Regions from separate parts of the Homo sapiens genome. Here region 2 is linked to region 1. Evidence: read pairs that join two places in POLR2A ChIA-PET (ENCODE). Cell type or tissue: IMR-90. All regions are shown on one strand. Links, peaks and the distances in the headings refer to the core of each region. The heading gives the core; the rest is flanking DNA.

Region 1 (15,987 bases), core at 5,356-9,355:
CTGAGCTGAGATAGTAAAAGGAGCATATGTCTTTCCAGTCTTGCTCATTCCTGCCGAATCAGCCAAGGAGGAGGCATAGAATGGCAGTGGTGTCTCCAACAGTTTAGAATTTGAGGTTACCCCACAGTGAAGGTGTATTAGTCCATTTTCACTCTACTGATACAGACATACCTGAGACTAGGAAGAAAAAGAGGTTTAATAGACTTAACAGTTCCGCATGGCTGGGGAGGCCTCACAATCATGGTGGAAGGCAAGGAAGACCAAGTCACATCTTACATGGATGGCCTCAGGCAAAGAGAGAGCTTGTGCAGGGGAGGGAACCTCCCCTTTTTAAAACTATCAGATCTTGTGAGAATTACTCCCTATCATGAGAATAGCATGGGAAAGACCTGCCCCATGATTCAATTACCTCCCACTGGGTCTCTCCCACAACACGTGGGAATTCAAGATGAGATTTGGGTGGGGACAAAACCAAACCATATCAGGATGGTTGCCCTGGAGAGATACCTGGACCAGTAGCTGACATTACATGACTGAGAAATGCATCTTTGTGGTGGTAACCTACTCATATTTGGGGGCTATTTGTTACCATGGCAAAAATTAGTCTATTCTGACTAATTTACTCTGTACACTGGTTCTAATCCATTTTCAGGCTGGACCCCAGTCTGGCTTTATGTCCTCTCTGATCTGGTCTCAACTTGGGCCATTGCTGAGTGCTGACCACGCTATAGCTGTTTATTTAGCACTGGGTCTTCCAAGCCATCTTATCCACCACAGGACAAGATCCTATCTTTAAGATCCTTGACCCGATAAACTGCTCTGAGGAAGCAGTTGCCATGCCACACTTTTCAGATGGGTCCTTTCTTCCCTCCAACCTAACCTTTATTATCTAAAGTAGTTAAGAAAATGGGCTTCAGATTCAGATGAGCTTAGGCGCAAATCTAGTCTCAGTTATTTCTAGCCAAGAAAATGGAAAAAAATGAGAAAGTGGCTTAATCTCTCTAAAACCTTGATTTCCTTACTTACGGAATGGAAATGGTAATAGCACTTACGTACGGGACTGCTGAGAAGGTAAAATGAGAAAAGTGAGTAATATGCCTGGGAAGATGTGCTGTCACATGGTACATGCTCAATAAAAGCTGGTTGTTAGTAGTCTTCCCATTTCTTCCCCAGATCAGGGTCAGTTTCCTATTTCCCAAGTTCTTTCTTTATAAGTCACAGTTTAGCCATTATCACAAAGTCTGGCAGATGTGGGATGACCTGACAATATGCCCGAAAATCTTCATCTAATAATCTTTTCCTTGAGGTTTAGAGGGTAGGAATTTTATCTTCTAAAATGAAGGCTTACCAAAAGGACAAAGTGCTGGGGACATAGTTCCATGTTTCAGCATGTGTGTCCCCAAGCAATCTTCTGTTGGCCAAACAGCTGAGAGGGAAAGAATAAGCAACATCCCTCCTTCTTGCCCCATCTTTGCTTACTGGTTTGGCTGCTGTGTGTGGGTCATGCTTCTAAGAATGAATCCTCTCTATTTTCTGCTCTACTTCCTTCTTGGGGATTCTCCATTGACCTCTGGACTCCAGCCATCCTAAATGTTCCTCCGTTCCTCCAGGGCCATGGTTTGCTTACCTCCTGGCATTCATGAGTTTTCTTCCCTTGGTCAGAAAAATCCTCCCTCCCACCCTGCCACCTTCATTTTGCTACCTCTAATTCAAAGTTAGGTTTTCACATAGACATCACTTTTCTGGGAAGTCTTTTCTGACTCTGCAGTCCTAGGGGGTTGCTTCTACTGTGAACCCCATAGCATCTCATTTCTTTCTCCCACTCCCATGTTTATCCTAATTGGCTGTCTACTCGTTTCTCATTAAAGTTTAAGCCACCTGAAGAGTTGTAGCCCCAGCGCATCACATAGGACCTGGCACATCACAGATGCTCAATAAATATTTCTTGACAAAACAAATGAATGTCTTCTACTCAGAATTTTCATATTCATCTTAAATTTTCATTATCTACTCTATCTCTGTATCTAAAAATCATCTTCCAAAGATCCCTTCAGTTCTGCATTATTCTTTATCACCCTTGCCCCCAGTATCCCCTGCCTACCCTTCCCCTCCTCAATGCCCATATGCCAGGAGCTCCAGTTCATTCTGGAATGGCACAGTAAGAAGCATGATAGTGTAGAACCTGGCTACTCAAAGAATAATCTGGGCCACAGAAGCTTTGGCATCCCCTTGGGAGCTTGTTAGAAATAGGGAATATTGGCCTCACTCCAGACCTATTGAATTGAATCTATCATTTAGCAAGATCCATAGGTATTTAATTCTGAAGCACATTTAGGTTTGAGAAGTGCTGATGTTTGATTTGTGCACTTTACCCTCTAAACATCAGTTTCCTTTTATTCCAAATGAGAAAAATAATACCTGTACCACTGAGTTTAGGTAAGGATCAAATAAGGCAGTTCATATACAACACTTAGCATAATAAAGATGGATATTATTAAAACATCCTTCCTCTTCCTGGGTCATTAGTCAGAGATCCCCAGTGTGCTTTTGCATATGATTGACAGTCTCTAATTTGCCCTGGATAATACTTGTAGACTATTTCCATTTTTGAAATCCTAGAGAGCCCATCTTTGAACTGTAACTTTTAGGAGGATCTCTTCTTCCAGTGAACTCTGGGTGGACATTACTGTTTTGGGAAATACCAGTTTTTAGTGCACATCTTAACATTTTAGAAATGTCCTCATTATCAACTAAGTTATTAGCTCCTAAGTAATGAGGCCATGTCTTAAAGCCGTTTTGTCTCTAGCAGCTGGAAAAATATAATGCCCTAAAAGAGGAAGAGCTCAAATATATTCCGATTTTGATGATGATAATGACAATTGCTTTCTCTTGATCATAACTTTCTGGAGAGGTAGAATTTGTTACTCTCATCTTCCTAGCCTAGTGTAGTGCTATGGTTTCCAAAGTTCTATTTCAGCAATGGTACCCTTTTGGCAATAAGATATTATAGAACCCCAATAGATATTCAACATCAGAACTGTGCTGCTGTGGCTAAAATTGGGAGGGGAACCCAGAATGCCTCACTTCTAGTCTCTGTGTCCCATGCCCACATTGCTACAGGAGTCTAGGAGTCAAAAGAACTGGCTTTGAGTCCTTCTGAAAACCTTAGCAAAGATCTTGGTTGTGTCACTTTCAACCTGGTGACCTTCAACCAGCTCATTCTCAAAATACACTTGTTTACAAAGTGGAGGTAAACAGACAATACGGAAAAACTGGCATTAATACTGCTGTTTTATGTTTTAAAGGGAAACAACGTCTCCACTGTTTTGTACTTTTTGTCCTCAAATATCATGAGATATCAGAGAGATCCAGGATCTAGGACCAAGGGTCTTCTAAGAAAAACTGACAAAGGGGATTTAGATTTTTAAGCACATTATCCTTGAGAGGAGGTATAGGCCCCAAAGAGCTAATTTGACCTTAGATGTAATAAAGGGGAGAGAAGTAGATTGGGGAAGTCTTCACTAGAAGTGTGGGATCTGACCTTGTTGGAGCTCAAAACATGATAACCCCAAATTTGGCACCTTGGTCTGCTAAGGATTTTAATCTGAAGGAAACTGAGGAAACCACAGAAGCAGGAAGGTTGCCGTATTAGTCAGGGTTCTCTAGAGGGACAGAACTAATAGGCTAGATGTATATATGAAGGGGAGTTTATTAAGGAGTATTGACGCACATGATCACAAGGTGAAGTCCCACAGTAGGCCGCCTGCAAGCTGAGGAGCACGGAAGCCAGTCTGAGTCCCAAAACTTCAAAGGCAGGGAAGCCAACAGTGCAGCCTTCGGTCTGTGGTCAAATGTCCGAGAGTCCAAAAGCTGAAGAAGTTGGAGTCAGATGTTTGAGGGCAGGAAGCATCCAGTATGGGAGAAAGATATAGGCCAGAAGACTCAGCCAGTCTGGTCCTTCCACGTTTCTCTGCCTGCTTTTATCCTAGCCGTGCTGGCAGCTGATTAGATGGTGCCTGCCAGATTGAGAATGGGTCTGCCTCTCCCAGTCTATGGACTGAAATGTTAATCTCCTTTGACAACACCCTCACAGGTACACCCAGGAACAGCAATACTTTGCTTCCGTCAATCCAGTCAAGTTGACACTCAATATTAACGATCACAGTTGCTCTCGGACTTTTACTGTCCTTTCTTTTCTGGAGACTCATCTGACAGGTGTCCTGCCCTACACCAGCAGGGAGTGAATGTCACATAGAGAGGCCAAGCAGAATCTGAACAAATGGGCCTTGCTAAGTTCCCCCCAGGTTATTAACATTACATTATACCTTTGTCCTCCCATCATACTTCTGTATGACAGTTTATAAAAATAATCCAGTTTTTCCTGAGTCTTTGGGTCTTCATTGTGAAGGTTCCCATGTCATGTAAAACTTATATTAAATACATGTGTTGTGCTTTTCTCTTGTTGCTCTGCCTTTTTTTACAGGGGTGTCAGCCATGAATCTTATGATGGTTGAGGAAATTTATCTTTTCTGTTCTACAGCCTGTAAACCTTCCTTTTCTTCCTCTCTCCTTCCCTGATCCTCTATCTCACCCTCCTTCTCTTCTCATTGTGGTTTTCCTCTAGAATGGGCCCATTCTAAAAAGGCCCATATTGAGTACCTCAGAGGAAGTATAGATGGCTAATAAACATAAGGAATGATGCTCTACTTCAATATAGTTAAATAAAAGGCAATTAATGCTATAATAAGTTGCCTTGGAAGTTGTTAAAGGTCAGATTGCCAAATAAACAAGAACACCTTTTTGATGAGCTATCTTCACACAGTGTATAATTCCCTGTGTATTTTTTGAGGTATGAATAATTCCATTTCAGATATTTTGATATTTACAGAAATACCAAAAATAAGTGTTGCCTGGCCAGCCTAGAATTGCCCATTGGGGCAGAATTATTTGATTATCCAAGGGGAAGATGATGAACATGACAGGGTTTTGTGACTAGTAAAGTTTTGCATGGGTATAAGGTACCAGCAAGGAATTTTTTTGAGGATTTGGATTTGCTTTTTCTATCCCATCTGGTTCACCACGCTTTTTCAGGCTGGGCCCTGAATAATCAGCTAATATCTCTGGCATCTCCTGGAGAGGGGTGGGGTATGGTAGATGTCTGAAAAGGGTTAGGGCTCATTGACGGTGGCCTAGAGCATTCTCCAGTTGCTTTCCTTCGTTTCCACAGAGCAGGAAAAGCATGTTCTGTCTTATTAGATTTCGGAGACGTAGACACGGTACAATATTCCTGATTCAAAACTGTCAGCTAAAAAGAGGGGACTGAAGTCTTGGGTTAGTAATTTGAAAAGATATTAAGTGAAAGGAAGAAAATAGTTGCAAGACCTAAAGACAGATTCTGTGATCAGAAAGATCTCTGTATTTCTCACACACTATCCTTAAAAAATGAAGTGATTAATATTTGAAATGAGAAGATCATTAACACAACTGGTGTGAATGGAAGCAGCTCTTACAGTCATGTAAAGAGAAAGGGGCAGAAAGAGAGGGTGGAAAGAACTACCTACATTTACATTTGGATGAAAAGTCATTTAAGACCTTGATATGTACATGGGCAAAGGAAATGAATGAAAGTTTACACCAGAGGAAAGTTAAATAATAAACACACTAGAAAGTGTTCATCTTGTCTTAGGTAGCCCATACAATGGTGGGTATGAAATGGTTAAACTGCAAGCTCCTAGACTGTACAAACACAATTGGGATGTTTAATCATGTTTCTCAAAAAACTGCCCCTGGTATCCACATTTCTTCCCGATTCAGGTTCATCTGAGAGTTACCTCACCTACTCCCTTCCTTTGGAGCCGGGATTGCTCTTTCTAGCAACTCTGAGTGCTTGGAAAACAGTTTGTCATCTAGAACTCTCTTTCCATTGCAAATAAATTCTGCAATAATAACAGCTTTCATTTGTGGGGCACATATCATGTACCTGGTGTTTTTCTAGGCATTCCTGTGTCAATTAACTTCATCCTTATCACCACCCTATGACATGTGTTCTTATCCTCCTCCTCCTCCTTCTTCTACAGATAAGTAAACTGAGGCAGTTTTCACAAGGTTATAGAGCTGGGAAGTACCTGATCAGGGATTTAAAACCAGCCAGGCTCCTCTAGACCCCACACTATACCTCTCTATCTTCAACCTCTTTACCTTTTATGGAAGCCTCTTTTTTTTTTTCTTATGTTAACTTAGCTTTCCCCATTCTCTACAGGATACCTATGTTGTGGTGTTACTAGGTATCCCCCCAGAGCAATGCTTTAGTAGTCAAGTATAGATGAAAAGATTATGGTAAAATATGATTCTACTGCACAGTATTGCTCTAATATTTTAGTTTGTATTATGATGCTTCCAGAAGAAGGTTTACTGTGCAATATTTCTTAAATGCATATAATCATGAAACCTTTATTTTACATTATTTGGTTGTTCATCTGTAACATCTGGGCAAGCTACCGTTGTACAGAACACAACTGGGGAACATCACTTTACCTAAATAGCAGCTGGACCTGGGTTTTGTCCCAGACTTCACATCTCATGGAGACCTAAGCATGGGAGAAGTTCTCCCAGCTGCTTCCGGACCATTACCCTTTCATCTTTGTGGGCATAAAAGCCCTCTTCCTTTGAGGCTAATGACACTCATCTATACCACTCTTTACTACTTCTCATTGCCTTTAATTGCTTAACTCTTGGCTTCTTCCTCTTGCACACTGAAGCCTTTGGCAATTGCATAGCTATTTTTGTCTCCACCCCAGTTCCTTCAATTATCATGGGCAGCATCTATGTAGATGAGTCACCCAACAGCCAGACCTCCAAGCTCCTTTTTCTCTGTGACTCCCATGATTCTTACACTTACTCCCCTTCAACCACCTACACCCATGGTTATTGCCAGGAATCCTAAACCTAAAGAATGTAAATTTCCATACCCCACAATGACCTAAATTTCCCTCCTTTCAGCTTACTCACTTCCTTACAATGCTTCTGATTTTTAACCACATCAAGACTGCTGTACTTTCAAACTTCCTCTGCCACATGGCCCACCATGCCCTTTCCAATACTTTTCTTTCTTCATTCAGTCTAAATCCCATGGCATGCAACTTCAACAACTTTATTGCTGGTGTCCTCACATTTCTCACCCTCTTATTCTTTTGTTAGACCTGTCCAGTTCTGCTTGGTCATTCTTTCATTCCTGCTATCAAAGGTCTTCTTCTCTTGAAAGCATGAAGGAATATGATACTTATCATTATCTCTGTCCAAGCAGTGATACTCTTCCACTTCCTATTCCAGTCTACACAATAATAGTGGTTTATACTTCTCTTTCCCTCATCTTTCTCCCTTATTTTCTTTGAGGGCTACCAGAGATCAGCCTTCAATGTTGGTTGTACCTTCAGATGAATTTAGTTCCAGGAGTTCATGCATGTAATATATTTTCTTCTGTAATCAGCTTATCACAGATTAGCATTCTCAGGCTTTCTAGCATCTTCAGTGGGCTTCATATTTTCCACATCACTTTGCATTACCATTGTCAATGGATACAGCCCAACCCTTTCACAAACATCCATATTGCAGAACAATTTTTGTTCTCCTTAGCACCTTTTGTAGCAAGCCAATTTAGGCCAAATTAGATCTCCCCTGATTTAATTAAAATTCCTGCTGTTCAGGAGACATTTTGTGACATGCAGCCAGCATGCCCAGCAGAAATCCGTGTGTGTGTGTGTGTGTGTGTGTGTGTGTGTGTGTGTGTGTGTGTATTTAAAAGGTGCTTTCGTGGTTTGTACCTTCTGGGTGCTAGAGTTTTGACCTAGCAAAAATCAAATAGTGCCCTCCCAGGCTTGATATCTTAATACAGCAATATCTTGATAGGTTCTTTACTCCAGGATTTTTTAAAGATGATAAAAGGATTAGTTGAGCAAGACTAATCCTTTACTCTGGAAAGAGATACTATACAGGTGATTAGACAGAAATGCTTATAACAGCCATGAACACAGTGATGTTCTAATATCAATATCCAGGTCCTTTTCTGCAAGGAACTAAAGATAACCCAAATCCAGCTGGACAAATAAAGCATCTCTTATCCAGGCCTGGATTCTCAGCCTTTTTCTCCTTCCATTTGATTTCCAGGTGAATGCCCTATATTGCCTCGTCCCACTTATTTTTTTTTTCTCAGTCATTACTTCTAGTGATTAATCACTGTTCACTGTAATCAGTGTCTTTTTTTTTTTTTTTTTTTTGAGACAGGGTTTTGCTCTGTCACCCAGGCTGAAGTGCAGTGGCATGATCATAACTCACTGTAAATGTGAATTCCTGGGCTCAAGTGACCCTCCAGCCTCAGCCTCCTGGGTAGCTGGGACTATAGGCAAGGGCCACCATGCCTGGCTAATTTATTTATTTATTTTTTTGATAGAAATAGGGTCTCACTATGTTACTCAGTCTGGTCTCTAACTCCTGACCTGAAGCAGTCCTCCCACCTTGGCCTCTCAAAGTGCTGAGATTACAGGCATGAGCCACTGCACTTAGCTAAGCAGTCTTCATCAGTTTATTTATTTATTTATTTCAGTTTTGCTTGTCTTTGATATGCTCTGTAAAATTATAAGTGCCTACTCTTTGTTTGTTTGCTTATTTTTCCAACTCTGAAGAAGGCTTTTGTTTTTTTGCTTCATGCTGTTGCCCTCTTTGTAACCTATTAGGGGAACCCACCCCCAATATTTCAACATAGGTTCTTTCTATTTTCCATAAGTGTTGGCCGGCTGAGAAATAAAAAGAGACAGTACAAGGAGAGAAATTTTACAGCTGGGCCACTGGGGGTGACATCACATATCAGTAGTACTGTGATGCCCACCTGAGTCTCAGCCCAGCAAGTTTTTATTAAGGGTTTCAAAAGGGAAGGGGGTGTAAGAACAGGGAGTAGGTACAAAGATCACATGCTTAAAGGACAAAAAGCAGAACTACTAATAAGGGTCTAACAAAGATCACAGGGCAAAGGGCAAAAGCAGAACCACTGATAAGGGTCTATGTTCAGTGGTGCACATATTGTCTTGATAAACATCTTAAACAACAGAAAACAGGATTCGAGAGCAGAGAACCATTCTGACCACAAATTTACCAGGGTGGAGTTTTTCCCCACCCTAGTAAGCCTGAGGGTACTGCAGGAGACCAGGGCATATCTCAGTCCTTATCTCAACTGCACAAGACAGACATTCCCAGAGCAGCCATTTATAGACCTCCCCCCAGGAAAGCATTCCTTCCCCAGGGTATTAATATCAATATTCCTTGCTAGGAAAAGAATTTAGTGATACCTTCCCCACTTGCACGTCTGTTTATAGGCTCTCTACAAGAAGAAAAATATGGCTTTTTTTGCCTGACCCCACAGGGAGTCACACCTTATGGTTGTCTTCCCTTGTTCCCTAAAAATTGCTGTTATTCTGTTTTTTTTCAAGGTGCACTGATTTCATATGGTTCAAACACACATGTTTTACAATCAATTTGTACAGTTAACACAATCATCACAGTGGTCCTGAGGTGATGTACATCCTCAGCTTATGAAGATAACAGGATTAAGACATTAAAGTAAAGACGAGCATAAGAAATTATAAAAGTTTTATTTGGGAACTGATAAATGTCCATGAAATCTTGGCAATTTATGTTCCTCTGCCACGGCTCCAGCCGGTCCCTCCATTTGGGGTCCCTGACTTCCTGCAACAGTAACCTGAGTGCTGGATCTTATCTGAGTCCACTATCAAGTAAGGCTGAGGAGGGTGAACATTTGTTCTTATTTGTTAGGCAGGAGAGCTCATTGAGATGTGAGCTTAACATGGACCTCCATATTGTTCAGAGGCAAGAAAGAGACTTGCTGAGTAAGTGCCTACAGCAGACACTGTCAGTGTCTTATCTATACATCCTGCCTGCCAGTGTATGCATCTCTGTGTCTAGGACCTTTACCATTCTCCTTCTAAGTGTACCTATAGGAGCAAGAGGCAAGTATGAAGTATTTGGAGATTAACAATTCCTAAGCCACCTTGAATCAATGACACTTGTATGGCTGTATACATACCCCAGGTGCCTCACTTTTTGAGGGGGATATTTGTGAAGAGTGTGTTTTGCATCACTTCCCAGAGTTTTCCCTGGGATGAAGTTCTAGCCACCCACCAGGGTAATTGGCTTAATAGCACACCCTTTATCAACTGCCTTCTCTTCCTTGTATGATTTCCCCTGGTCCCCTACTGGGGTTCCCAGCACATTCCAAATAAATGTCTTACTCAAATTCTTGTCTCTAGTTCTGTTTCTGAGAAGACCCAAATTAAAATAAACATTACACATTGTTCCAGCAGCAGTAACTCAGGAGTATTCCATTCAACTATTTAACATACTCTACTGTGAGCTACATTGGCTAAGGACTTTGAGTTTTATTTTAAACACTTATAAAGACACCAAAGATTTGAGTTCTCTGTAAAGACCAATTATACCTAAGGAAGGGTTATATTTCTTTAGGGATTTCAAGGTCTGCTAACTCCTGTTAAGTGGGGTTTTCAGACCATAAAATGCAAAATCATTCTTGGTATCACTATTTGTGAGCCCAGGAAGAAAAGGGGAGACAATAAGATTGTTTCCAATGATTCTGAAATTATTAGAGGATAGTAGCAGTGTGAAATTTTGAAATCTGGTTGATTAATGCATTGTAGCTTTAAAACAATTTATTGTATTATATTCTGAGAGTACTAGAAGTAAATGTTTTCAGTATGATTATAGCAGCTGCTATAGTGGGCCAGAGGAATGTATTCAAATGCTTATTGCTGATAAAGAATATATGTAAACTTAGGATATTCATGCATTCATTCATTAATTCACCCTGCCAAATATATTATTAGGCTGTTGAAGTTCTCTGTGGAAATTTTCAGGTCAGTGATTGTGTTCTTCAACTCCAGAATTTCCGTTTGGTTCTTTTTTATGGTTTCTATCTCTTTGTTAAACTTCTCATTTTATTTATATATAGTTTCTCTGACTTCATATAGGTGCATATCTGCGTTCTCTATAGCTCACTGAGCTTCAGGTTGATCATATTTAATTCTTTGTTAGGTAATCTCCATTTCTTCAGGTTTGGTTACCAGTGCTTTATTTATTTATTTTTTGTTTGTTTGTTAGTTTTGGTGGGGGCATGTTTCCTTGATTATTTGTGATCCTTATGGCCTTGTATTGTTATCTCTGTGTTAGAAGGAGTAGGCACCTCTTCCAATCTTTACAGACTAGTTTTGGCAACGAAAGTCCTTCACCAGCCAGCCCATCCAGAGACTCTGGGTGGGCTGGATGGCAGGGTCTGTGGGTGGGCTTGCAGTTATGTTTCTTAAGGTGAGCTGGTTTAGTGCCTGAGTCCATGAGGGTGGGCATAGAGCCCTGGGTACTCAGGGGTCAACCTAGTGATGAGGTCCACTGGAGTGGGCCTGGAGCATTGGTCTGTGGGTGCCATTCTGGCATGTGGGGATTCCAAGCCTGGTCTGGTACTGGAATAGTTCTAGAGTTTAGGTCTGCAGAGGCTGGTCTGGAAGCTAGGTATCTGAGGGTCAGTCTGTTGTCTGGGTCCATGGGGTTGGCTTGGGGGTCTGGGTCAGTAGGGGATGGCCTGGCAATAGGGTGGGCCAGGAACCTCACACTATGGTGGCCAGCCTGGTGCTAGAGTGGGCCTATAGTCTGGGTTGGTGGGGCTAGACTGGTGCCCGGGTCTGCAGGGATTGCCTTGGAGCTTGGGGCCTTAGGGGCCAGCTTGGCCCTGGGGTGGGCCTGAAGCCTGGTTCACAGTGGTCAGTTTGGTACCATGAGTCACTGGCAGGGCTGGTGCTGGGTCCACAGTGAAGTTGGGTGCTCACTTTGTTCTCCTTCCCCCACTTGGAAGGCATCTCTCACCACACTGTGCTGTGTGAGCTTGGGGAAGGGAAGAGGTGAAGTGGGTAATGTGAAATTGTCCTTCCTATCATCTTCAATGTTTTTCTTATTTCTGTGCTACATTTGGATGATATAATCTCTCACCTGGATTTCTTAACTCTTATGAAGTTGCTTTTATGCATGCATAGTTATTCAAATTAATGTTTCTGCAATTGGATAAGCACTAGAAACTCCTATCCTGCCATCTTGCTGGCATCACTCTCCAGACCCGTTCTACCTGAGATTATTTCTCTATGTAATTACCTGTTAGTTTTATGTCTCCCACACTAGGATGTAATCTCCATGTGAGTGGTTAAGGGCTTTGTCTTTTTCATTGCTCTATCTTTAGCACTTCACGTAGTACCTGATACAGTTCAATATCCATTTGTTGAATGAATCAATGAATAAAACCCAAGTTATTCTCAAATCCACAGATGTATAAAAAACTGAATGGACCTGAAAATTCTGACAAAACTGTTGTCATATTTCATGACTGTTCTGCCTAGGATTAAGCTAGCTCTAGACTGTTATGTTCATAAAAAGTCACTAACAATTTCCATAATAAACTCACTTTTCATGGACACATGCCCTTTGCTTGGTCTTGTGGGCTGGATACAATAAGCATAATTAAAGCAATAAATAAAAGTGCCACTAGCCACATGGGACGCAGAATTCACTCCCAAGGGCATCCCATGGTTTCTGACCCCTGTTTTACTAAATAGACACTTAAATAGAGGAAGGAGAAGCGCACATAAATAATAAATGAGTGGATATAAGCCCACTGTCTGCTGCCTCCATAACTCAAGACCACAGCTTTTCTGAGGTGGTCTTTTTGCTCCATGAACCTGAAGATGATGCTCATGCTACTGTTTCCAGAGACCAGAGCTGTTTCCAATTTGTCTCTGTTGTATGGTCCACTTAATAGCCAAAGAACTGTTTCATCTCCTGAATGCTGGTGTTCTCCATGGAGCTCTCACACTTCTGCACATCCTGTGAGTAGGGGTATTGGAAACCTTTTCTGAATTATCTTTTTGCTTAAGTTTGCACAGCAAAGAGCCTTGGAAGATAAAGATAATGTCTCCCTTTAGGAGAAAGGTTGGGCAGGGTTGCCCAATCTTCATAATAGATGGAATTCCTTAAACTCAGTGCCCTTCGTCTATAATGCAATCCACTGTGCAGGTGTTACCTGGTCCTCTTCACATCTCTCTGTGGGAATTGAGGCTTGGGGAGCTGGCACAAACATTGGTGATATTTCAGCTATTGCTGTGGCTGTTTTGTCCTTGTTTGTGACCCAGGAGTCTTGTATCTTCTGCCAGCATCCATAAAACTTTGGCAGGTTAAGTTGTTAACTTGCAATGAGTGTAAAATCTCAGACCTTTACAGTCTTGACAATTGGAGTTTGGTAATTTCTTGTTGATTGGGCAGGATACCTGTGATAAAAATATAAAGTCTGGTGATAAAATGAGGAAATATCTGAAAGCTATATCTCATGAGGAGCAGTTGAAGGAACCCAAAGAATTCATCCTAAAGAACAACAGCCCAAGAGAGAACATGAATTCAGCCTTCTAGTCTTTTAAGAGTAACATGGAAGAAATGAATGCTCTTTGGGCTGCTACAAAAGCCAAAGTTCAAGCCAATATGTGGAAGACATATGGAAGCAGATTTCAGCCAACTGGGAAGGAGATATGCACCTCACCTGCAAAGAACTGTGACTAATGCAGAGAAACTGACTGGATTTTATAATAAGATAGAAACTGTTTTGTTAAGACTTTAATTAGACATGCTGAAGAACAGAATGGGTCCCCTGAGTGGGTCCTGGGCTCAAGGATATGGAAGGCGGTTAAAACACATCTCTGGAATCATTTATAAAGAGGCCACTCTTCTATTAGATAAGAGATTATTTCAGGTAATATCTTAGGTTTTTTAGAACAATCTCAGATTCTAGACATTTTTGGTTATCATCTTGCTGATAGGTCCCTTCTAGACCACAGGTTCAGGGAGGTTAGAATGCAAGTTTTGGTGTGAACTTGCCTGAAACTTTTAAGCCACTCTCTATACTCCTTTCCATAGCATTCAGCTGACTTCTCATAAAAGCAGAATTCTAGTCTAGAGAAAACCCAGAAACATATATGAGAAACTTTAGGAAGGAGCCAAGTCATACTGACTACTTCATTATTTACTCATTCATTCAATGGAGTTACTCAGCATCTAATTTGTACTAGACCCTGTGCTCGGTAAGGAGAATGTGGGGAAAAGTGACATCAAGTTGGGAACACAGATAAATAAGAGTACATCTTTCTTAGTGTTAAGACAGATGTAAACCCAGAGTTCTGTAGGAGCAAAGAGGGGAAACATGAAGTAGAGTAGGCATAGAAAGAGAGTGAGGAGACATTTCCCAGAGGAATTGAGCAATTTTAGAAGTTTAGGTTAGGGTGTAACTTGCAGAAGGAAAAGCATGTCCTGTGTCACAGAGATGGGAAACCACCTAGTATCCAAGGGACTATGAATAGTATAATCTGTCCTAAGCAAAGGTTGCATATGGAAGAATGAAAGGGCTGGGGATTTAAGCAAAAGCCATATCACAAAAGGTCTTGTGAGACAGAAATGAATAGAATTTCCTTTTGCAAAGATGACTCCAGCTGCATGAGCAGGATAGACTGGAGGGAGAATGGCTTAGCAGCAGGAGATCAGTCAGGGAGTGGCTGCAATAATCCAGGATGTTGAAGGTTGAAAAAGTGTGATGAGTGTACACTCTGAATTATGGGCAGAAAAGTATGCTGGATTTGCCTTAGAAACCCTTTATGTGTCAAGAATAATTTCAGAGTTCTGAATCTTGGACACTGTAGCCTGTCTAGGCAAAGGACTCATGATCAAATGTGCAAGGGGTAATCCCATTGATGGGGATATCGGTGGCAGCAGGTAGGCTGGGTTGGCCTATCTTTATTGGTCTGGGCTTTTCCAGTTCTTCTGAAAGGCATTATGGGTGGTGGGTGCATCCTCCAGTGTCTATGGCAATCCTTTAAAGATTGGGTGCTGAAATATTTCTGAAAGGGAAAGGGCTTGGTTGCTTGGAAACCAATGGCCACTATTAACCACACCTACCAGCCCGCTCCAGATGAAGTCCTTTCTCTTTAGAAAGGAATTTCTAATTTCTCCCGTCAACTGCCACTGCCTACGTACTTAATTTCCTTTTGGGGTGTAGCAACCATCTGGCCTGCTAACAAAGGGTTTCTAACTGATTATGCAAAATGTTCATAGTTAATACTTGGCCAGATGTGAGTCTTTCTTTTCTTGACCCCTTCTTTGAAATCAGAAGAAAACTGGGCAGGTTTTTTTCTTTCTTTCTTTGGGGCTAAGAACAAATAACACAGTGACAGTATCTTTTAGAGTTCTCATGTCCATTTCTTTTTTCTAATTGATTTTTATTGAATATCCCCAACTTCAGGCAAAGAGCTGGGCTAGACAGCGGCAGATCAGAGGAAGAAAGATGAGACCATTTCCCCCCAGGAGGTCATAATCAGGCTGGGGAGAGAAGAAGACAGGCAGGAAGTATGGGCAATAGGGCTCAGGATGTGCTACCCTCTTAAAGTGGTGGCCCAGAGCCTAGCACAACAACCTTATGCCTGGTCCTTAGAGTGTGCTCAAAGTGGATTCATAACAGAAAACAAATCTGTTGAATCAGAACTCTCCATGCCCGGTCTTCTTCTGCACTCACCATAGGTTCCTAACAAAATGAACAGATAGTCAAAGCAATTCAATCATGGCCCAATGACGTGAATCCAGGAGAATAAAAAGAGAAGCACAGGAGCACAGCTGGGTGCAGGGAGGACCTTGGGGAGGCCCCTAAAGGAGCTCTCACCCCAGGCATGGTAACCAGGAAGTCAACTACATGTTGAGAATTGTTACAGGCTGAATTGTAACCTCTTCCTTCACATTCATATGTTGAAGCCCCCTCCAACTCTCAGTGCCTCAGAATGTGACTATTTTTGGAGAGAAGGTATTTAAAGAGATGATTAGGTTAAGATGAGGCTA
Region 2 (15,987 bases), core at 6,411-10,410, 130 kb before region 1:
AAGATCTTTTCCAGGTAGCTGGTGCTGTTTGCAGTTCACTCGTGACTGTCAGATGTCCTCTGTCAAGGTGGATTCACAATTACTGGCTCTTCTTTGGGAAGAAGACCCCACACAGGAGGCCTCCATCCTGCCCACCCAGCCTCAATGGGGGGACTGTCTGACTCGCTTCCATGAATCTTGGCCCTGCAGTTCCATCTCAGGCACTGTACCTCACAACCTCTCTGTCTGTGAGGGTGGCCTCACTCTCCTGGGCAGCTCTTTCAAGACAATTCAGGCCGGGCAGCTTTGCACAGCATCCACTCTGCTCACTGGAAACATTTGGTATTTTGCTGTGTACTCCTGGGGGAACTGGCCACTCCCAAGGCAGCCCTGTCCCTTGGCTCCCTTCACTGGCTGCTGCAGCCAGCCTCTGGCATGCGGACTCTTTCTCTGGTCTCTGTGCACTGGGAGACTGAAAAACTCCCTCAAAAGTCACCCTCCGTTCTGGTCCCCTGGCAGCACCAGGGAGAGAACCCCCCTCACCACTTGCCTGAGATTCTCTCTTCCTTCATCTCTGGGCTTCCTTCATACATACAGACTAGGGTATTGGAGGTGGGCTGTGGGTCACAGGACTTCCTGAATGGGTAGTCTACACCTTTCCATATTTAGTTACAGTTTGCTGGAGGAGGAATGAGAGGGTTTTATTTATCATCTATTGTTCTCAGCTTTGGGCTTCAGCCAAAATTCTAAGACAACACCAGAAATTCCATTTAAGATCTTATTCTATGTGACGATTTGTTATTTTTTCTCAGGAGCTCAGCTGAGCTGGAGAGAGGGCTGAGCTATCAGGTGTAGGAGTAGCTGATGAAGCATCAGGGGGTTGACATGGAAGTACCAGCACAGCCTTTATTCACTAACTGCTATGGTACAAGCAAGGGGCTAAACCCACGCAGTAAGATTTCCCCTGCTGCCCATGGCACAGTGCACAGGCTGAGGTCAGGTGGGTCAGAGCAGGTGTGGGGTAGAGGGAGCAGTTTATGGACTCTGGGGTTGGGGAGGATCAGGGCTGAGAGCCAGGAGTGGAAAAGTACTGAGTACTGAGTCGGAGTGGGAAAAATGGTCTTCCAGGTTTTTCCGTTCTTTTCACCATAAGTAGGACTTGGCAGAGATGTCTGCAGAGGACCTCTGCCCAAGGTCTTGGACAAAGAAACCCAGGAATGAAGGCTCTGGGCCTAGGGTTACAAATATGTGAAGAGCAGGACCAGCTAGAGGGGCCTGAGTCCTTTCCAATTCCCTTCAGAGCCTGCCATGCAGTGGCTGTGAGCCAAGTCTGCTGTGGGAAGGGCAGATGTTGCCCATGGAGCCAGCCAGGTGAAGCCTTTGTACTTGCCTATGGTCGGGCCTGAAAAATCACACGTAGGTTTTTTAAACCAGGAGCTGGACTCTTCATTTTATTTATGTATTTATTGTTTCTTTTTTTCTCGAATGAGATCCTTATGAAGATAAGGACCTTCTCATTGGTCCCCTGTTGATTTCCCTCATGCGAAGCACAGCGCTTGGCACATAGTAGGTATTTGATAAGGATGTGTCGAGTAAATGGAGGAATTCCAGGCCAGTGCGGTACAGAGGGAAGACCCTGTTGTGGCCTTCAAGGGGGTCCTTGACGGATGAGGCCTAAATGACAATATTTGACAGAACAGTACATGTTTAACCAGCATTTATTATTATTAGAGGAAAGAAAGATTGTTATGATCAAGGGGGCAGGAGAGGCTTCAGGGAGGGGCATGGTTTGAGGTAGTGGGTCTGTTATGGATGGGATCTGAAGAGGTGGAACTCAGAAAACACCATTTGGCTCATAAACTTGACGTCAGGCTCACCCACACTTCCTAGAGCCATCTGTCTCGATATCTGCCACTTTCCCAGCGGAACACTTAGAGCATGCAAATATCTGCCCAAGTGCTCGCAGCTCCACACCAGCATCAAACCGGGAGGCAAAAGGAGAGGGTGGTATTTCGGGGACCCAAATCCTTCATCTCATTTAGTCCACAACTTTTTGGGTGTGGACATTTCATTCCCTTGTATTTTTTTTTTCTCCTCCGAATCATTTTTACTCTCTTTCATCTTCTGTCACTACTTCCTGCTTCTACTGAATTTTAAGCTTCTGTTTATTGAATGGGGATGAGAGTATTTTCAGGTTTGTTCGAATGCACAAAGGAAGAAGGGGCTTTGTAAATGCATGGCAATCCTCGCTGTATTCTAGGAATCTTTGATCCTCAAAACTTGTGAGCCTTAGTCCTCCCATCCTTGACCGTGGGGGACTAGTGCTCATTGTTTCTTAAGCACTTAGCCATTTAAAGACAAAAAGTAAAACCACAAAATCATAGAATCTCAGCTTAGAGAAGAACCTTCAAATTCCCCTGTATGTAAAAGGCAATATTTTTCTTTTGGGTGGATGAATTTGTAGGAACATTCCCTGGTAGGTCTTTTAGGTGAAGAAGACAAGCCCCTATCTTCCCCTTCCTTGCTCCACCCTGGGTGTACATTGGATGGCAAAGTTGAGGTCAATAAGTGTCTGGAATGTACTTGTGCAGCAAAATAAGGTCAAAGTTTGAATATCTATGGCAGGCAAGACAAAATGTTGTCAGAACCCAGGAGTCAAGGGTAGGAAGAGATGAAAGAACACAAGGAAATTTGCATGCTGCTAGACAAGAGGAGAAATAACAAAGCCAATCGGGCACTCTCTGTGGCAGGGAGTGGAGAATATATTTCTAGGGATTTGATATCTGATTTTTAGTTTGAAGCTGTTCTCTGCTTTATGCTCTAAATACCTTCTGCTGTCTGCAAAACTTTAGTAGAAATCTGCAGCACACGATTGTCTTGTGTTGGTGGTACTCTGGGGAATAAATGCAGAGGGGTGTTGTGCATGGGGAAGTGACCGGGAGAGGGCACGAGCCTCAGGAGCCAGAGGGTCCACCGGGCAGCAGTGATGAAGCAGGCATTAGGGTGTACTGACTCAGGTGGACAAGAATGAAGAAAGCCTGTGTAGTACTTCCTGCACCAGAGAGAGGCGACGCTTGAAGGACAGTGGGCAGGAACATGATTTAGAGTTCCCTTTATCTTTTTTTTTTTTTTTTTTTTTGAGATGGAGTTTTGCTCTTGTTGCCCAGGCTGGAGTGCAATGGTGTGATCTCAGTTCATCACAACCTCCACCTTCTGGGTTCAAGCGATTCTCCTGCCTCAGCCTCCCAAGTAGCTGGGATTACAGGGGCCTGCCACCAAGCCTGGCTTTTTTTTTTGTATTTTTAGTAGAGATGGGGTTTCACCATGTTGGCCAGGCTGATCTTGAACTTCTGACCTCAAGTGATCCATCTGTCTTGGTCTCCCAAAGTGCTAGGATTACAGGTGTGAGCCACCGCGCCTGGTCTAGAGTTCCCTTTATGTTATCTCACCTTTGAAAAAACCCATGCATTTGATGAAATGCTTTCTTGATTGGGATCCAAATCATTGATCCAGAGCAACAGGCCTGAAGAGGCTGCTGTTTTATGGGACCGTAACATCAGAGATGGCCTTTATCCGTCCATATCCACCTGCCAATCAGAATTCTTTGCTTTCTGGAATCAACTAGTTACAAACCATCCAAGATGTCTGTTCGCCCAGCCCATACTTCTCCATTTCCTCAGAACATTTTGATGCATCTCATCAGATGTGTCTGGAAACCAGTTATCCCATATCTGATGAGTTTCCTTTACTTTCTCAATTAGAAACATCAGTCAAAATGGGAATAGGTCAATCAGATATGACTGATTTTTCATAAACATGTGGCTTCTCTTCGGCTGGATTTAGTGTTCTAAATGATCACAAACCTATTTTCTGATAGACTTCTCGTCTGTCAGGTCTGGAAGCGACGGTGGTGGTGGATCTTCTCATCCCACAGTCTTGTTTTGCGGAAGACCCTGAGCCTGGACTTGGTCAAGGTCACACAGCTTATAAAAAGTAGGGGGTTGAATTTAGCTTGTAATAAACATCTCCTTCCATAGTTTTCTACTGTACGCCTTTTTTTTTTTGAGATGCATATATACTTTGTAGCTCAACTGAAGTCTTTTTAATTTGGCTTTTAAAATGTGCATATACTCGTACACTAACTAGAGTGTAAATTCCTCTAAGGATGGATATTTTTGTTGTGTGTAGCAGAGGCCAGGGATGCTACTAAACATCCTATAATGCACAGGGCTATGGCCCACAACAAAGAATAACTCAGTCTAAAACTCCTGTAATAACAGTTCTATTATTAGTTCTAACATGTTCCCTCTTTGTACCCTGCACCCAAGAACTTTGCAGAGAACATTCAGTCTGCTGTATCTATACTCAAAAGAAATTATTTAAGATTTTGCTTCCAAGTGACTGTCACTCTTGAGTTCTGCAGTGATGAGCTAGTCATTTCAGATGATGAGCCAGGTCATTTCAGATCAATGTTTCTGTTGAGAACTAGAAAAGCAAACACACACACATGCGCATGCATGCACGCACTCGCGCGCACATACACACACATGCGCACACACAGACACACACACCCCTGTGTAAATGTGCTGGCCAGGTTCACAAGGCAGGGAAAATGTGTAAGTTTAAGGCCTCTGGGAGGAGGGAGTCAAGAGAAGTGAGCTCCCTATTGGGAACAGCTTTTTCCCTCATTCCAAAGTGGCAACAAAGAGGCTGAGAGGTAAGTGCAGCTTTGACAGTCTCAGGGACTGAGGACTTTTGGTTGGGATCCTGTAGGGCTACACCCTGGGACACTGGTTCTCAATGGGGCACCTTTGCCCCTTCAAGGGACACTTGATAATGTCTGGGAACATTTTTGGCTGCCACAATTGAGGGTATGCTACTGGCATCTAGTGGGGAGAAGTAGGGCATTCTGCTAAATGGCCTGCAGTGTGCAGGGCAGCTCCCCCATAACAAGGAATTTCTGGTCTAAAATGTCAATAGTGCTGAGGCTGAGAAACTCTAGTAAGAAACCCTTCCTAGGAGTAAAAGCCTGGAAATAAACCAGCCCTCACAAAGACCAAAGCCTGGCTTCAAATCATCTAAATCTCTGAAAATCTCTGATTGGTTTTTCAGCCTAGCTACCTGACAGAAGCAAAACCGAATTCTCCCTGGAGCAGGAAAATGTTAAGGGAGCCTCACATGTACACTAATAATCACATATAAGGTGGGATGGGAATAAAAGGAGTCAAGCATCAGAAGATTCTAAGTTCCTCACATGGCTCACTGGCAAAATGCTAATTTATGTTAGACCTTAATTAAAGTTAAGGATGTATATTGTAGTCTTTAGAGTAATCACTGAAAGAATGGCAATTTTATCTATCTATCTATCTATCTATCTATCTATCTATCTATCTATCTATCTATCTATCATCTACCTACCTACCTACTTATATATCTACGTATGCATCATATAGTAATATAGTTTGGCTGTGTCCCCACCCAAATTTCATCTTGAACTGTAGCTCCCACAATTGCCACCTGTCATGGGAGGGACCTGGTGGGAGGTAATTGAATCATGGGTCTTTCCTGTGCTGTTCTCATGATAGTGGATAAATCTCACAAGCTCTGATGGTTTTATAAGGGGACTTTCCCTGCACAAGCTCTCTCTCTGTCCATCACCATGTGAGACATGCCTTTTGCCTTCCACCATGATTGTCAGTCCTCCCCAGCCATGTGAAACTGAGTCAATTAAACCTCTTTTTCTTTATAAATTACCTAGTCTTGGGCATATCTTTATCAGCAGCATGAGAATGGGCTCACATTGTGTCTGTCTGTCTGTCTGTCTATCTATCTATTATTTTCTACCTATTTATCTACCTATGTATCATCTATCTACCTGCTTGCTTCCCTACCTACCTATCTACCTATAATTTACTATCTATTGACCTATTATTTTCTTTCTTTCTATCTATCTATCTATCTATCTATCTATCTATCTATCTATCTACCTCTCTATAAGGAGAAGGAGATGGGACATTTAATATCTCCCAAAGAAGTCAGGAATCCAAAAGAAATATTAAACAAGAAGATGGTAAAATTAACCACAACTATCTCAATAGTACATTAAATGAAACCTACTATTCCCATTAGAAGGGAAAGATTGCCAAATTAAGTGAAAGAAACAGAATCCAACTAGAAGATTGTGATTGGTTTCAATCATTCTGACACTGAAAAGCAAATTCTTATAAGAACTAGCATTACACTGAATGATTTCTGTTTTAAGCCATTGCATGTATTTATCATGTAACCCCTGAAATTTGCTCTCTTATTTCATCTTCTTTAGATGAGGACACTGTGGCACAGGGAGGTTCAGCAACCTGCTTGAGGTCACCTGGCTAGGCTAGTACGTGTTAAAATAAGGATTTAAGTCAGGCCTTCTGGTTCTAGGACTCATGTTCTCATCAACAGTGCCAAATCTAATGAGACGTTAGTACTATCTTGTGTTTTACGACATTTCTGGGAGTCTCAACTGATTATATGTTGTCCTACAAGTAATTAAACAATGTTTTCCAGAATGTATTCTCTTATTATTTTGTTCAGATAATACAGCATCTCTTATGATCCGTATCCTCATTTTAGCCACATTTTCATTGGGATTCTTTGGTTGCAAGTGACAGAAATGGACCCTTTTTGCCTTAAGCAAAAATAAAGCTTCCTGAAAGAGCATGAGAGAGTTCACAGAATTAACTAAAGTTTGGAGAACCAGGCTTAGGAACCAAGGCATTTCTGGAGGGGGAGGGGTATAAAGGTGGCAAGAACAATGCAATAGTCTTACATGGCAATTGCACTGGGTTTATAAGCTTAAAATCTTTTTATTTTCATCTCTTTCTGTCACTTTATTCAAGGTGCACATCCAAGCATAGAAGTATCTGAGTGGCCTCATGTGAGTCAGATGCCCTCCCCAGGGTTAGGGGAACACAGGACATTCCAGGTGACATTCCCATCAGGTACATCACTGGAAAAGTAATACCCAAAGGAGAATATGGCCACAATTACCAAAGGAAGGTGACATAGATGCTGGGAAGCCAAGAATTCCATATGTCCATCATGTCTCCCTTTTAAAAAATTCCAAGGAGCTCTACTATGATTACCGATTTTTTAAGAAAGGAAATTTAATATGGAAGAGTCGCTATATAGGAACAAAAAAGACTGGGAAGAATTATAATAAGATATAAATAATTTTGTTTGAGTTGTAGAACTAGGATTGGTTCCTTTTTTCTTCGTTTTTTTTTTCCTATATTGTGCACTTATTACTTTTTTGATAGAACACTTTATCTTTCCAGATGAGTGGAATGAAGGCTGAGGGTCCCTTTTGAAGGTCTGAGGATATAATCACTAGTGACTCTGCATTAATAACAGGACCGTATGTTCCTCTTGAAATGCAACAACTGTCTTAGGATTTTATTAAACTCTAAACAGAAACAAAAAAGACACACTAACAAAAAAGACACACACACACACACACACAAACACCTCAATTTGGAAGGGACTTGTGCTTATGGGTTGGATGCAGAAGGAAGCAATTTTCCTCTGTTTTTTTCTGCATGAGCAATGCTTTTGCACTTTGATATTTGTTTCACCAATAAGGTGTTTCATTATTTCTCACACATAAAAAGCTGGTGCCATTATGAGATACCGTTAAAGACTCTGGCTTGCCCAGATGTGACTCAGTAAAAACAGCCTTTCTGTGCAGTGAACGAGACTTGTGAGGATGATGGGAATGGTGGGGGAGAAGAGATCCTTTTTCAGAGACTGGAAAAAGAAAAAAATATAAAGCCATTTGCCCTGCAGAGATGACAGAACACATTTTTCCTAATCAGTGGGTCACTTCACCTCTGCGCTATGTTTGGGGGAATCATCATGTAATTCCAAGCCTAAGGCGGGGTCACCAGATACGCTATCTTCTGCTGACCCTTCTCTGAGCTGCTTCTTCCAGTTTTCATGATCAAATTTCTCTGCTCCTTTGGACCGGCTGGAAAAGAAGTTATGAGATCTCTCCATCATTTGCCGCTCTCCTAGGTCCTTCTTCCTTTGAAGCTTTTCCAGTTTTGGTCTCTTTTTCTCCTCCTCTCAATGTTTCTCCTTCTCTCTCCCCAACTTTTGTATTTCTGGGGATTTCTTTCTGTTCCCCAGGGCCTTTCTCTTTCTATTTCATTCTCAAAACCCATTCTGGGATTCTATTTGAGTCTATCCATCTATCCAGCTGACCACAGCTAAAACCAGGAAGTTGAATCAGTCCCAGCTGCCGAGGCCCAGGCTTCGGCTCTGCCCCGAGTTGCTCCGGGTGTGGGCTGGTATCTGCTGTTTCCCATCATTCTCCAGGAGCGCTGCCTGTTCCGAGCTTGGATTGTGCTTTCTCTCCCCCTGCCAAGGGGCTCTGCTTCAAAAGCCCAGATTAGAAAAGATGGGACATTTGGGGAAAAAAAAAAAAAAAAAAAAAAAGAGCTTGTGCTATCTTGGCATTTCCTGTTCCAATAGCAGATTTCTTATGCTTTGATGATTCCAGAGTGAGAACACAAATTGTTAAGTGGATTGGGGGTGGGAGGTTCTAGTGAGGGAGAAAAGCTTATTACTTCGGGCCTCTTGCTGTGGCTCTGCACCCTCCTTGCTGCCCTTCAGCCAGAGTGCTCCTGGAGGCCAGGGACTCCATCTCCCAGGCCTCAGTGCCCATTAGATGTTCAACAAATGTATGGATTAAAGATCTCTTACCCCTCTTGAAAATTTGTTTTCCAGCCTGGCCAGGCACTGAATATGTCCTGAGAGCTAATGTGGTATCGACTGATTAAAGCTGAGAAGAGCAATGATGAGGAGGAGGCATAAGCAGAGAGGAGGTTGGAAGGAAGAACAGTGGCCTGGAAGGAAGAGAGAAGCATGCGTCCCAGCAGTCAGGACTGGAATTCAAGCCACTACAATAGAAGCAGAGCAAAGGAGCCCTTTAGACCTCCCATCTCAGAGGACCTGGTTGATTTCTCAAATCTCTTCACTTCCATGGGTTATAAAAATGGTAATAATGACAATAATAATAGCAAAACATTGGCATGAATACAGCATTGCCGGAACTGTTCTAAATGCTTTGCAGGTACTAACTCATTTTGTTCTCACAATCATCCTAAAATGTGTATCCTATTATTACCCTTCCCATTTTACAGACGAGGAAATGGAGGCTGAGCAACTTGCACAAGGTCACACAGCAAGTAAATCATAGCACAGAAAGCATGAGACCAGTGATACAAGAAAAACTTTAGACAAGGTAAGTTTAAGAGTTTATGTGAGTGAAGAATGATTCATGAATCAGGCAACCCACAGAAGCAGAAGAGGAGATCTCTGATCTGCAACGTGGGGAGTGAGTATTTATAGACAGGAAAAGGCTGAAGAAAGTAGACACAAGGAACAGAAAGTGAATTGGTCGTTTCAAAGTCCTTTCCTTGTAAAGGTTAAAGTGGAGGGGACCTCCTTATTAATCAGGTTTAAACTGGCCTGTTTGGGGATATGCTGTTATCTATTTCTCCCTCTTCTAATTCTTCAGAAGGTCATATAAACAACTTAATTATGGCTTGGTGATGTGGAACTTTAGCATGAATGACTCCATTTTGATTTGGTCTTTGGGGGCCTACTGCAGGAGGAGCTCAGTCCCAATCAATGGCCACCTATAAATTTTATTTAACACCATGCAGGCAGCTCCAGAGCTTGGTCTCTTCACCACCGTGCTCTAACCAGTAACTGGCGATTCGCAGATGTTTATCTCTAGGACTGGCTTGTCTAGAGAGTAGTTGACAGCAGACCTCCTGGGATGACCATAATCCTGAATTGGATCCCATCTTCATGCTCCCCTCTGGTCCTCTAGAACTGCCCAGGGATGAAGCTGATTGAGGGCCTGGTGAGCTGGAGGGAGGGAAGGAAAAGATGGGGAGGACCCCTGCACAGTTGTCCCCCACTAACTCGTTTCTCCTTCTCCCCCACTTCCTGTGTGTCCTTTCTTGGCAAATGGTACTTCTTTCTAACCAGGAATCTGTAAAATTTCCTTGGGCCTCTTCTTCTGTCTCATGAGTGTCACCAAGGCTTGCTCCTCTGGCCTCTTTATGCTACTCACATCCTCCCCTCGCAGGGACTGCCACTGCCCCCATGCATGTTCTCTCAGCATTCTCTAGAGCCACCAGTAGCAGCGTCCTAACTGGTGTGCTCTCAGTTATGCTGGTGTCTAACTCGATGCTTCTCAAACTCATTAAAACACAGATTCTAAGCTCCCACCCAGATTCTGATTCATTTGGTCTGAGATGAGGCCTGAGAATGTGCATTTCTAACAAGTCTTCCGGTGTCGCTGATGCTGCTGATTGGGGACAGTGCTTGGAGAGCCGCTGTGCTAACCTGTTCTCTACACAGCCTCCAGATAAGTCACCTAAACCCTGGGAACTACCATGCTTTGAATCTGGCCATGGCTCCCCACTGTCCTAGGAGAAAGTCCAAACTACTTAGAGTGCAAAACAGCTTACCTCTGCCGCCTCGTCCTATCTCATAAGTTACACTTCTCCAGGACACAGCTGTTCCTAGTGCCACCCTCACACCCCCAAGACTACGCTGGCTCTCACCTTCTCCTCAGTGCTGGGGACACAATACATGGTAGCCGTTGTTATCATAGGGTTAGAGCTGATGATCACAGGGGCACTATTGCAGGCAGAGTCTGGACTCTCCCTTTAGCTTACAGCCCTGAGAGTCCTTTTTCAAGGCTTAGGTACTAGCTCCCACATGCAGTTTGCTGGTTGCTTCTTGGCCTTACCCTTCCTCTCACCCAGTCTGGGCTATCCCCTCTTCTCCTTTCCTGGCCCTTTTTTTTTTTTTGTTTTGAGACAGGGTTTTGCTCTGTGTCACCCAGGCTGGAGTGCAGTGGCATGATCACGGCTCACTGCAGCCTCAGTGCTCCTGGGCTCAAGAGATCCTCCCACCTCAGCCTCCTGAGTAGCTGGGACTATATGCACATGCCACCATACCCCACTAATTTTTGTATTTTTTGTAGAGATGAGGTCTCACCATGTTGCCTAGGCTGGTCTCAAACTCCTGGGCTCAAGTGATCTGCCTGCCTTGGCCTCTCAAAGTGCTGGCATTACAGGCGTGAGCCACCACACCTGGCCTTGGATCTGACTCTTTTACATGTGCACATAGGACCATCTGAGATAGAGTAGGAGTCAGCTTTGTGGTGGGCACTTTCCTTCAGGGGACTCCTGTTAATGATGCTATTGATCCAATGAGTCATCTTAGCTGGATAGGATCAGTTTCTCTGCAGCCCATGTCCTAGCTGCTTCCAGGACAAATCTCCCTGCTAGTTGTCCGAGTGATTATTGTCAATGTCCTGTGTTCCTTTGCAGCCAAACCAGTGGGAGAAGGGAATGCAGAACTAGGAGGCAGGATGCATGTTGCATTTTAAATTTTTAAAATTTTATTTTTATAATTTCAACTTTTATTTTAGATTCATGGAGTACATGTGCAGCTTTTTTACCTGGGTACGCTGTGAGATGCTGAGGTTTGAGGTATGAATGAACCTGTCACCCAAGTAGTGAGCATACTACCCAACAGGTAGTTTTTCAGCCCTTGTCTCTCTTCCTCTCTTCCCCCTCTATTAATACCCGGTGTTTATTGTTCCCATCTTTATGTCCATGAGTATCCCATGTTTAACTCCCACTTATAAGGGAAAACATGCAACATTTAGTTCTTTGTTCTTGTGTTGATTTGCTTAGAATAATGGCCTCTAGCTGCATCCATGTTGCTGCAAAGGACATTATTTCATTCTTTTTATGGCTGCATAGGATTCCGTGGTGTATCGTACTACATTTTCTTTATTCAGTCTAATACAATGCATCTGATTAAAACTTCACTTGTAGTGTTACTCCCTGATTTGCTCTTATCTTAAAATCCAAGTAAATATTCTACCCTTTGGAATGTAACTCAAGTTCTGAAAAAAACCTTGGATTTTCTTACTGATTAGATTTATCTCCCTCCCCACCCAGCTCTGCCCAAAACATTGTGCAAGAGTTTGGGTTTCCTTACAGGCTCCTGTTCCTTCTTCCACTGAGTAAAACTTTGGAGCATATGAACTCTAAGAGCTTGTCCTTAAAAGTCCCAAATCCTGTCATTAGAGGAATTTTGGCTGTTCCTAATTAACCTTGACCTTGTTCTCTCTGCAGCCTCAGGCTAAGCCTGAGCCTTTAGCTCAAACTATACAGGATGTATTACAGTTGGATAAGAGGGAGAGGAGTGGGGTCTTATGAGAAATCAATCTGGATTCAGCAAACATTTGCTGAGCCCCTACCATATGCTATTGCCTGTGCTAGATTCACTTACAGATACCCAGATCCTGCCTTAAAACCTGTATTTGGCAAAATGGCTTTGTAAATAAGAAAATAGATAAAACAATTATATAACTAGGCCCCATTGTCTTCACGACCTTCATAATCAGTTGCTTTCTTTGTTACATTTTAATTAAATTTGTAGGTTTGATTTCCTTTCTTGGGACTTCGGTTTTCTCTGACCCTGCAATTTAAAAATTTGCTTTTAGATCAAAGACATTTCACAAGAAAGTCTCTTATTTAAAAATCTTAATCAGACTAAAGGAAGAGGCCCAAATAGCAGAGATTCTAGGTATACCCACAGAGGCTCAAATCAAGCCCACTATAAACCAGCCACGTGTAAAACTTCCTGATGCACAGTTAGAGTTCTCTGGGACAGAGACAAGTCCATGCACTCTTTAGTGGCCCTCTGTTCAGTTTCATTTCTGGGGAGTTTTTTTTAAAATCTTTTTTGGGTATAATTGACATACAATGAACTGCACATATTTAATGTGAACAATCTGGTGAGTTTGGACCTAGGGCAGTTCGTGGTGACTGTGGGGAAGCCCAAAGATAAAACCCAAGTGTCAGAGTGTGTCATCATCCCAGCGGGGTTGCAGTCGGCTGACCGTCAGGAGATAAGCCTGTCCTAGAGATAAGCATTTGGGGATCATCAGAGAGCATGGTAGTTGAGAGACCAAGCTCTGGAGCTGCCTACCCAGATTCATGATACTGCAGTAGCACATGCCACACTACACGTGGCAATAAAAAAAAAATGGTCATTTTTCATCTACATGTCTCTTTCCATCCATCAGACTCTGCGGACCATTACTGTGTCTCATTCAACTCTCTGTCCCCAGCACCCAGCACGGTACTTGGTACATAATAGATGTTTATTAAGTAAATAAGTGATGATGCAAAGCAGTGATGCAGCTTACAACTTGATTGAAGAGAGAAATTGCACACAGATCCTCCTCTGGGTAGAGAAGATTTACTGGTACAATGACATGGGACACCTAAGAAAGGGTAGACTGACTGGATCTGCAGGAAGAGTTCAGGGAAGCCTTCTTCAGGGAGGCAGTATTGAGCTGAACCTTAAATAGCATTTGCATACCAACTGAGCTATATAGAAAATAGATAAAAGATTTGCATATATTTTCATAGGAACCTCAAAATGCATCTCAATTCAACGTGCATGATATTTAATGTGCTTTGCTTTGCTTGGCCAAATAAGTCCCAAGGGAGTACCATTAGAATTGCTATATGCTGTTAAGAAACAACATACATTCTGGAAGCTCTTTGTTGTTTCACAAATCCAATCATTGAAAACCCAGCTCTATACCTTCTGACCTGGAAAGAAACACCCTCTATGAATCTGGGTAGAGGCTAACCCGCTATAATGAAGATACCCCAAAATACCTTGACTTAAGGGAGATAGAAGCTTATTCATCCTCATGTAACATTCCCAAAGTGAGCAATTGAGGCTGATGTGCTGGCTCAGATTCATATGGCCATTCGTGGGCCAAGTTCCCGTCTTTTCGTCTTATGACTCTACCATTCCTTAGAGCATTGTCCTGTCTATATGGTCCCTCTGAGATGCACCTCATGTGAAGGGATATAGAGGATCTCCTGGGCAAGCAACCTGGAGATGGCACAGAAGTTGCACATTTCATTGCCACTCACTTCCTGTTGATCTAACCTAACCATACACTTAGTATGCATGGCTAGTTGTAAGGGAGCCGGGGAAATGTAGGCATAATTGAAGCTGACTGTACCCCAGCTTTGATTCTATTCCTAATGAAGAAGGAAGAAATGGCTTCCAGTGGATAGCCATCAGTGTTTGCTGAAAAAGGATTCACACAAAAAGATAAACAATTTATAAGCATTTACAGGGAACTTTAGCAAGCATTTGATCAGTTCTTTATTTTAGGCTTCAGCAAGAAATGCTTCCATCATCCAGAATCCACAGGGTGTTAGAAGTTCAGATGGCTTATCTAGTCCAATTTTAGGTGGGACAGTTTAGTCTTAGTCTCTCAGGATGCATTCATAATTTCTCCCTTTCTCCCTCTCTCTCTCTCTCTTTTTTTCTTTTTTTGAGATAGAGTCTAGCTTTGTCACCTAGGCTGAAGTGCAGTGGCATGATCTTGGCTCACTGCAACTTTTGCCTCCCAGTTTTGAGCAATTCTCCTGCCTCAGTCTCTCCAGTAGCTGGGATTACAGGCATGTGACACCACACCCAGCTAATTTTATATTTTTAGTAGAGATGGGATTTTACCGTGTTGGCCAGGCTGGTCTCAAACTCCTGACCTCAAGTGATCCACCCACCTCAGCCTCTCAAAGTGCTGGGATTACAGGAGTGAGCCACCGTGCCCGGCTCCCTTTTTTTCTCTTATGCCACACCCACCTCTTGGCCATTTTTGATCCTGTTGCTTCTTTCTTCAAACTTCTTCTTCTCTCAGTGTCTTATCTTAAATTTCATTTGTCAGTCATTCGCTGCTCTACCTGATCCCACTGCTGGGATGGGTTTTCAGACAGAGCGAGGAGCTTCACAACTTGAGATTAGAGGAGAGGAAAGGGAAGGGGTCCATACCGGGGTCAGGCATCAGGGCAGACGATCTAAAAGACACTTAACCTCTTATACTGCAAAGACGCCTGCAATGTATTATGCTCAAAGATTTTGTGAGTCTTTCTCCTCTGTGAATTACAAAACACAGTCCTCTTCTACAGATTAATCTCTGGAAGTCGCAGAGAAAAGGTGATGAAAAAAAGAAATGCCCACCCACTACAATGGAAAGAATTAATGCACAAATGAATGAGTGAGTGAATGAATATGTGACATTTCTGGCTTGCTTCTGATTCACCAGCGTGTAGGGATATAGTGGGATGCAAGTCAGATGTGCTCTGGGCTCCTGTGGGGCTTACAGACTAGTAGTGAAGACAGCCACTGACTAAGTCACTTTGAGTGGACTGAATTTTAAAAGGGAAGAAGTACAAGGGGCTCTGACACCTGTAAATGAGTGAACTAGGTTGGCAGGTGGGGAAAGGAAAGGCTTATTTCCTTTAAAGCAAGGTTCAGACTGAGATTCACATGACAAGGAAGAGTTAACTAGATGAGGTGTGGGTGAGTGAGTGGAGTGGGGAATGGGCAGGGGAGAAGAACATTCTAGAAACAGAGAAAAGCATCATGAGAGCCTGGCAGTGGGAGGGAATATGGCCTCTTAACAGAACCAAGAGAAGTTCACTGTGGCTAGAGAGTAAGAAACGAGGGGGAGAGGGCAGGATGGTGCCCTGGCCATGTAATTCTCTCTGAGGAGGAGGTTGAACTTGATTCTGAGGGCAAGAGGAAACGATTGAAGAATTTTAAGTAGGCAAGTGATATGAATAGATTTTCACTTTAAAAGAAATCCATCTGGAATCAGAGTGGAGAATAAATTGGTGGAAGGAAGGGAAAGGGGCAGAATGGGAGGCTATTGCTTTAAATTCAGGACTGAGAGGACTGCAGTGGGTAGTAGGTGTGGAGTGAGGAGGGACATAGGTGGGAGGAATTTTAGGTTCTATCTAGGTGATGCCTTGGAGGCTTAGGGGGATGAAATAGGGATTTGCCCACAGTATCTAGGTTACGGAGAGGCAGAGTTTCCATCAGGACATGTAA

The links. ChIA-PET counts read pairs that join two places held together with the same protein. Peaks named below come from ENCODE experiments on the same cell type or tissue, not always from the same donor. Only the 100,000 strongest peaks of a DNase experiment are listed, where the experiment ranks them.
Region 2: POLR2A ChIA-PET joins it to region 1 with 5 read pairs; 2 of 35 experiments call an interaction of 5 or more read pairs at or near these places.

The regions. Positions count from the first base shown.
Region 1 is chr4:17,133,386-17,149,372 of GRCh38, reverse strand. No RefSeq gene overlaps it. Among named protein-coding and RNA genes, the nearest start is that of LINC02493, 45 kb to the left of the region's middle. In IMR-90, for the core only: no CTCF peak of the experiment used is centred there; a DNase peak (open chromatin) is centred at 6,902; H3K27ac peaks cover 363 bases.
Region 2 is chr4:17,269,356-17,285,342 of GRCh38, reverse strand. LOC107986219 (a long non-coding RNA gene) reads left to right here and starts at 8,362. Exons shown (of 3, transcript XR_001741498.1): 1 at 8,362-9,022; 2 at 9,168-9,268; 3 at 11,480-11,522. RefSeq lists enhancers at 1-329, 330-830. In IMR-90, for the core only: no CTCF peak of the experiment used is centred there; no DNase peak of the experiment used is centred there.